Regions from separate parts of the Homo sapiens genome. Here region 1 is linked to region 2. A link is a loop called in an ENCODE intact Hi-C map of the cell type or tissue named here. Cell type or tissue: A673. All regions are shown on one strand. Each heading gives the region's core, and the rest is flanking DNA. Links, peaks and the distances in the headings are about the cores only.

Region 1 (2,912 bases), core at 137-2,636, 770 kb before region 2:
AATTGTGGTCACTCTTGCAGTCAATCTACCACAGTGAGAAGGGTGCAGGTCGCAGCATTAAACAGGCTGGCAGGGAAAGCTCTCCCTGAGAAACTGACAGTTGGACAAAGACTCGAAGCAGATGAGGGAGCTGGTGAGGCAAGTGGTGTAGATAAGAGGGTGCCAGGTGGAGGGCATGGCTAGAGCAAAGGCCCTGGGGCAGGGACGCACCTGGGGCATTCCAGACACAGCAGGAGAGTGAGGCTGGAGGGCAGAGTGAGAGCAGCAGGGGAGGACAGAGAGGCCACCTGATGAGTGCAGGTCAAGGCAGGGACTCTGCCTTCCACCCTGAGTGACATGGAGGGGTGGGCGCTAGAGAGGTTTGGGCAGGAGGTCAGGATCTAACTTGCAGTTTTAAAAGATGATTTCAAGTTCTGTGTTGAGACTAGATAGTAGGGGGCAAGGGTCCAAGCAGGGGGACCTGATGGGAGGCTCCTGGGGAGGAGATGGTGACTCACGCCCTGGGAAATTCACAGCACCTGCCCCTAGACGCTGTGGGACGTCACATTCTAGGGCTGTTTTGAGGCTTGAATAAGATGCTGATGCCAAGTGTATAGCTCGGTGCTCAGGATATGACAGATGTTCAACAATGGAAAGTGGGTGGTGGTGTTTTGTTAAGGTGGGTGCTTTTAATAATTATTACATCAGAAGGAATCACTTCCTGATATTTTGGACCTGTTATTTGGTAAGTGTGGCACTTACCACCTTGCAACTTGAGTATTTATTCGCATTGCTATTTCCCAGCAAGACTGGGAGCTTCCTGAAGTCAGGGAATACATCTGCAGCCCGATAGTCCCAACTCTCAGCATCATGCCCAATGCACAGGTGAATGGAATGAATTCACTCCGCAGCGACTTCTGCTGTGAAGTCAAGGAGGGCTGGAGCTGCGTCTTAATTATCTCTATTTCCACGGGGCAAAGTCTAGTGTCTTCTCATAACCGGTGGGTCTATCTGATTGAATTACATTGTTTCCATGTCATCACCTGAATGTAAAATGTTTTCCTCTGAATTAGGAAGCTCTCATGAGCCCTCCAGAGTTCATGATTCCAGCTGGTTTCCTGCCAAGCTGAACGTCCTCCTGCAAGAAGGGCTGGGTCCTCCCTGATTTACATGGTTATTGGAGATGGAGCCCAGGAGGGGGAGGCAGAGGACAGCAAAAAGCAGGGAGAGGGAGCAGCACAGTCCAGGCGGCTCTCCAAGTCCTTCTTTCTCATCAGACCCGTAACACCGAGGTGGGCCTGAGCTCTCCTAAGCCTTTGCTGCTCCTTCCCTTCCTCAAGCCCTACCTATTTCTCTCCCCTTCCTCTGCTTTCTCTCCCTGCCTCCTCTTCCTTCCCTCCCTCCTACTCCTTCCCTCCCTCCTACTCCCTCAACACACCTGAGTGAGAGGCTGCTCAGGGACCAGGTAGGAAAATGGCAACAGCAATAGCGATAGGAGGCAACGAAGACCACCTTTCAGGGACAATGGGAGGGCAAGTGGGGGCGCCTTTTGGACCCCAGAGCTCTTTGCTTGAACTTCTTCTCAGCCCTGGCTCTGACCTGTCTTTACAGTGGCGGCAGCAGGTCCTCACAGTGCTTTCTGGGGGTGGGGTCCTGCAGTCTTGATGTGTGAAGCAGATCTCACTATCCTTGGAAGGACTCCATGGGATGGACAGGGTCACTGACAAGGAAGCCCTGGCTTAGAGTGGTGACCTGACATCTCTGGGGCCACACGGCTGGTGAGTGGTGACGCCAGGATCTGAACTCAGGAGGACCCAGGGTAGTCTCTTGGTGTCTACCACAGTAGCCCCCTGGCCACAGGAGGCTGGCTTTTGGGTGCTCCAAGTGTGGCTATCTGAGTTGAGATGTGCCGTAAGTGTAAAATAGACACAGGATTTCGAAGCATTAGAATGAAACACAGTATAATATATGGCATTAGGAATTTTTTATAATTTTTTATATTGGTTACTTGTTGACCTGGTTGTTTTTTGATATATTACATAAAATAAAGGTTGCTGAAATTCATTTGACCTTTTTCTTTTTACTTTTTTAAATGCACTATCAGAAAATTAAAAATTACATATATGGTTTACCATACAGTACTATTGGACAGCACTGGTCTACAATGTATGTCTTAAATCACTGCGTTCTACTGTGTCTGTATAACTGGTCCCACCCCACCCCTCAGCCCAGCTAGACTTTAAACTTCTTAAAGGCAGGAGTCAGGGCTTACTCACTGTTTTATTTTCTGTAGCACCTTAGATGGGATGCAGCACAGATTAAAGTTATTTTTTTCAAAGCTTTTTATTTTGCAGTCATTAAACTCTCAGGAAGTTGTAAAAATAGCACAGAAGGTACCTGGTAGTTGGCTTCCCTCAGGGCTGACATCTTACCTAACTGTGGTTGGCTGTCTAGGTTTTGGACAAACGTGTGTGGACTGACTTAAGAGTGCATTAATTAAGAAGGTGCCCACTCTCACCTACCCTGCAAGGAATGCAAGTCTTCCAGAGCTGGAAACTGAAGGACTGATTGAGAAGGATTACCTCAGGGAGCCTTTGGAATCTCCCCACCCTTCCCCAAGTGCACCCAATAATACATTGAGGCGACCCTTTGGGAATCAGTGGTGGCCAGCATCCAGCAGTGTAGGCATGGAGACAGTGTGGCCTGGGGGGAAATACAGAGGCCTGGGGGTCAGACTGTCCCAGTCAAGTCCTGCGTTCACCACTGAGGACTGGTGACCACTGCACTTCACTCCCCCAGACTCATTCTCCCCATCTGAATGGAGCCAATGATAGTGCGTTGCCTCTGGGCTGGTTGTTGGGATTGGCTGTGACAGAGTAGGAGAAGTGCCTTCATACGTTCCATGGGTGGAGACTGGGGCAGGGGAGTGAAAT
Region 2 (2,912 bases), core at 140-2,639:
CAGTAAGTGGCAGAGCTGGGACCAAGACCCAGGTGGCTCTAATCTCATCTTCATTCTCCTCATTCTCCAAGATGGTGGCCCTCCCTCTTGTGCCAGGGACTCCCAGATGCCCACTCTTGGGCACAGCAAAGAACCCAGATGCTCAGGCCTCATGGATTCCAAGGCCCCAGCAAGTGACATCCCTATTAGCCGGGGAGAAGGCCCTGGCTATTGTTCTGTTTGCTTTCCTTTGTGATGTATTGTTACATAGGAAATTTATTTCTTAACAATTTCACTTACAGCCCTTAAAACAAAATGGGGCTCTGGAGAACTGCATCATTAGCATTGATAAACATTTTACAATACCATCATGAGCAAATGGAAGTGTCTAATGAAAAGAAAAGAAGCACTGCCGAGTAATTAAAGAGGCTGCTGGGTTTTTATTATTATTTTTAGCAATTATGACTAAAAGCCTTAATCGTGCAGCACCCATTTTCCCATCTGTTTTGAACTCAGTTATTTAAGGAAAAAACATCATCATCGTCATTGTCAGCCCCAGGCCAACAGTCAAGATGCCCAAGCCAGCTTGGCTGGGCAGTGGGCTAAGGGTGCCCAGCCCCAAGGCCCTGTGACTTATCCCCGGTTCTAGAAGCCTTGCTCCAGGGCCCACCCTTGGAACTTTTTTGGTTCCCCTCCTCTCTTTTTCTCCCATCCTCCCTTTCCCTTCCCACAGAAGGTTTTGCTTCTGGGTCGGCACTGAGCCTTCTCCATCTATTATCTCTTGTCACTATGCAAAACAGCTGCCTGAAGCTACCATAATCTTTGCAGGCCACATATGGTAGATGTGGCTCAGAGACCAGAGAAGCTGAGAAGCTCGAAAGAGGACACACAGCTAGTGGGTAGCAGAGCCTGGGCTGGAACCTAGGTCCTTGGACTGTGCTGGGAGGATGGAGAAGATGCCCTCTGCTGCACAGTGCCTGAGTGAGTCTCAGGTCTGTTCGGCACCTTAAACAAGTGCCTTAATGTTGCTGAGTATTCATGTCCTGGTCTGTAGAAGGAGGATGACAACAGTAGTACTAACCAAATGAGGGGGGTTGGGAGCGTTCCGTGAGATCACATACGTCAGTTACACAAAGCACAGGGTCTGTGCTCAAGAAGCGACAGACTTGCTGGCCACAGTTCCCAAATGGTGCGGCTAAGCCGCCCTGGGGTGCTGCAGTGAGGTCAGCTGTGGGAAGTCAGCTGTGGGATAGTGCAGTGCTGTGGGATAGTCTGAAGTTTCAAGGAAAACACAGCGACACCTGTCGGACCCTGGGTGAACTACTGGCTCAAGGTAGTCACAGTTTCAACATTCCATTCCGCTACATTCCCTTTGATGACAGCATTTGTTTGTGAAACTGGGTATTGGCCGTTGCTATGATTAAAAAGCAAGTACCACCAAGACCAGTGCAGAATGGGAAATAAAGGTGTTGGAGTCCAGTCCTAGTTCAAGGTTGGAGGATTGGTGCAGTCCCCAGTAGGCACACAAGTTCCATTTGTAAGTACTTGTGATTATTTAAGAACAAAATGAAGGCCGGGTGCAATGGCTCATGCCTGTAATCCCAGCACTTTGGGAGGCCGAGGCAGGTGTATTGCTTGAGCTCAGGAGTTCAAGACCAGCCGGGCCAATATGGTGAAACCCCCTCTCTATAAAAAATATATAAATTAGCTGGGTATGGTGACACATGCCTGTAGTTCCAGCTTCTAGGGAGGCTGAGGTCAGAGGATGCCTTGAGCCCAGCAGGCAGAGGTTGCAGCGAGCCAAGATTGCACCACTACACTCCAGCCTGGGTGACAGAGCAAGACTCTGTCTCAAAACAAAAGGAAAAGAACAAAATGAAACTTATTTTTTTTCTTTCAACATATATGTATTATTTTTTCAACTGGCTATTACAATGTTAGAACATAAATACTTAGTAAGTTGTTTGGCCCTACCTATTTAGTAAACGAAGTGGTTAGGGATTTCTTTTGGCCCTACGGTGCCATGAGAAAAATTACTGAGACTCTAAGAGTGCCATAAACTGAGAAAATATCAGGACACCTGCCCTGTGGCACACTCAGTGACTCAGTGTTCGTTTCAAACTCCTTTAACCGATAGGTATTTTCTGAATGAACAGGGAAATGGAAGCACATCTTCCCTCCTTCCCCTATGTTCACGGAGCAAGCAGAAGAGTTTGCTGCATGAGATTTGGGAAGAAATTCAAAAATGTAGCTCCAAACAGCTCCCTGGGTGGTTCAGACATGAGCAACCACTTTCTTAGAAGACAAGTGCGCTGAGTGTTTCTCGGGGATCTGTGGCTGCAAAGCGGATCAGCTCTGATTTCAGCCCCAGACTTTCTGACAGAGGGACTTTCCGCCCACTGCCCCAGGCTTGGTAATTAAGCAGTCTGAGTGATTGCAGAATTCTCGCATGTTCCCGGCAGCCTGTGCTTGGAGTTACCATGAAAGCAAGTCAGGACAAGTCCCAGAGAAACTTAGCTGGTGAAGAGGAAATGGCATTTATTTCAAATACACAACCCAGAGTTTGAAGTTGATGAAATGGGAACAGAGAAGTTCTTTCCCGTTGCCCCACCCGCCGTGCAATATTGATTTGCAAATTTTCCAGCAGCCACCGCCGCTGCAACACTTCAGCAATAGTTGAATTAATGACCGTGGCAGTGCAGCCTCGTGCCGTAGGGTGGGACCTCCTGGAGCCTTCAGAGTCGGGCAGAGATGCTTCCTGGGAGGTGTCCGGATGACCTCTCTTTCGGGGAGTGGGGGAGTTCTGGAAGTTTCCATACAAGGAGCAGTTCAAGTGTTGGAGGCCCCCGGTTCTCCCAGGGCCCCTTTGATGTTCAGCGTGGGGACTCGGGGGTCATAGCAGCTTCCTGGATGTGTCTGAGTCATCAAAGCTC

The links. A loop is a pair of places that touch in the nucleus more often than their neighbours do. Peaks named below come from ENCODE experiments on the same cell type or tissue, not always from the same donor. Only the 100,000 strongest peaks of a DNase experiment are listed, where the experiment ranks them.
Region 1: a loop joins it to region 2, with 6 times the contacts of the local background. A loop is called at or near these places in 4 of 110 quality-filtered maps.

Annotation. Positions count from the first base shown.
Region 1 is chr1:13,964,810-13,967,721 of GRCh38, forward strand. It overlaps a transcript of KAZN not described here. Among named protein-coding and RNA genes, the nearest start is that of PRDM2, 270 kb to the left of the region's middle. In A673, for the core only: a CTCF peak has its summit at 1,169 (motif pointing right); a DNase peak (open chromatin) is centred at 1,182.
Region 2 is chr1:14,730,807-14,733,718 of GRCh38, forward strand. All of the region lies in intron 1 of KAZN (kazrin, periplakin interacting protein), which reads left to right. Among named protein-coding and RNA genes, the nearest start is that of KAZN, 130 kb to the left of the region's middle. RefSeq lists enhancers at 937-1,658, 1,659-2,380, 2,381-2,912. In A673, for the core only: CTCF peaks have their summits at 1,286 and 1,491; DNase peaks (open chromatin) are centred at 1,285 and 2,415; H3K4me3 peaks cover 530 bases; H3K27ac peaks cover 1,020 bases.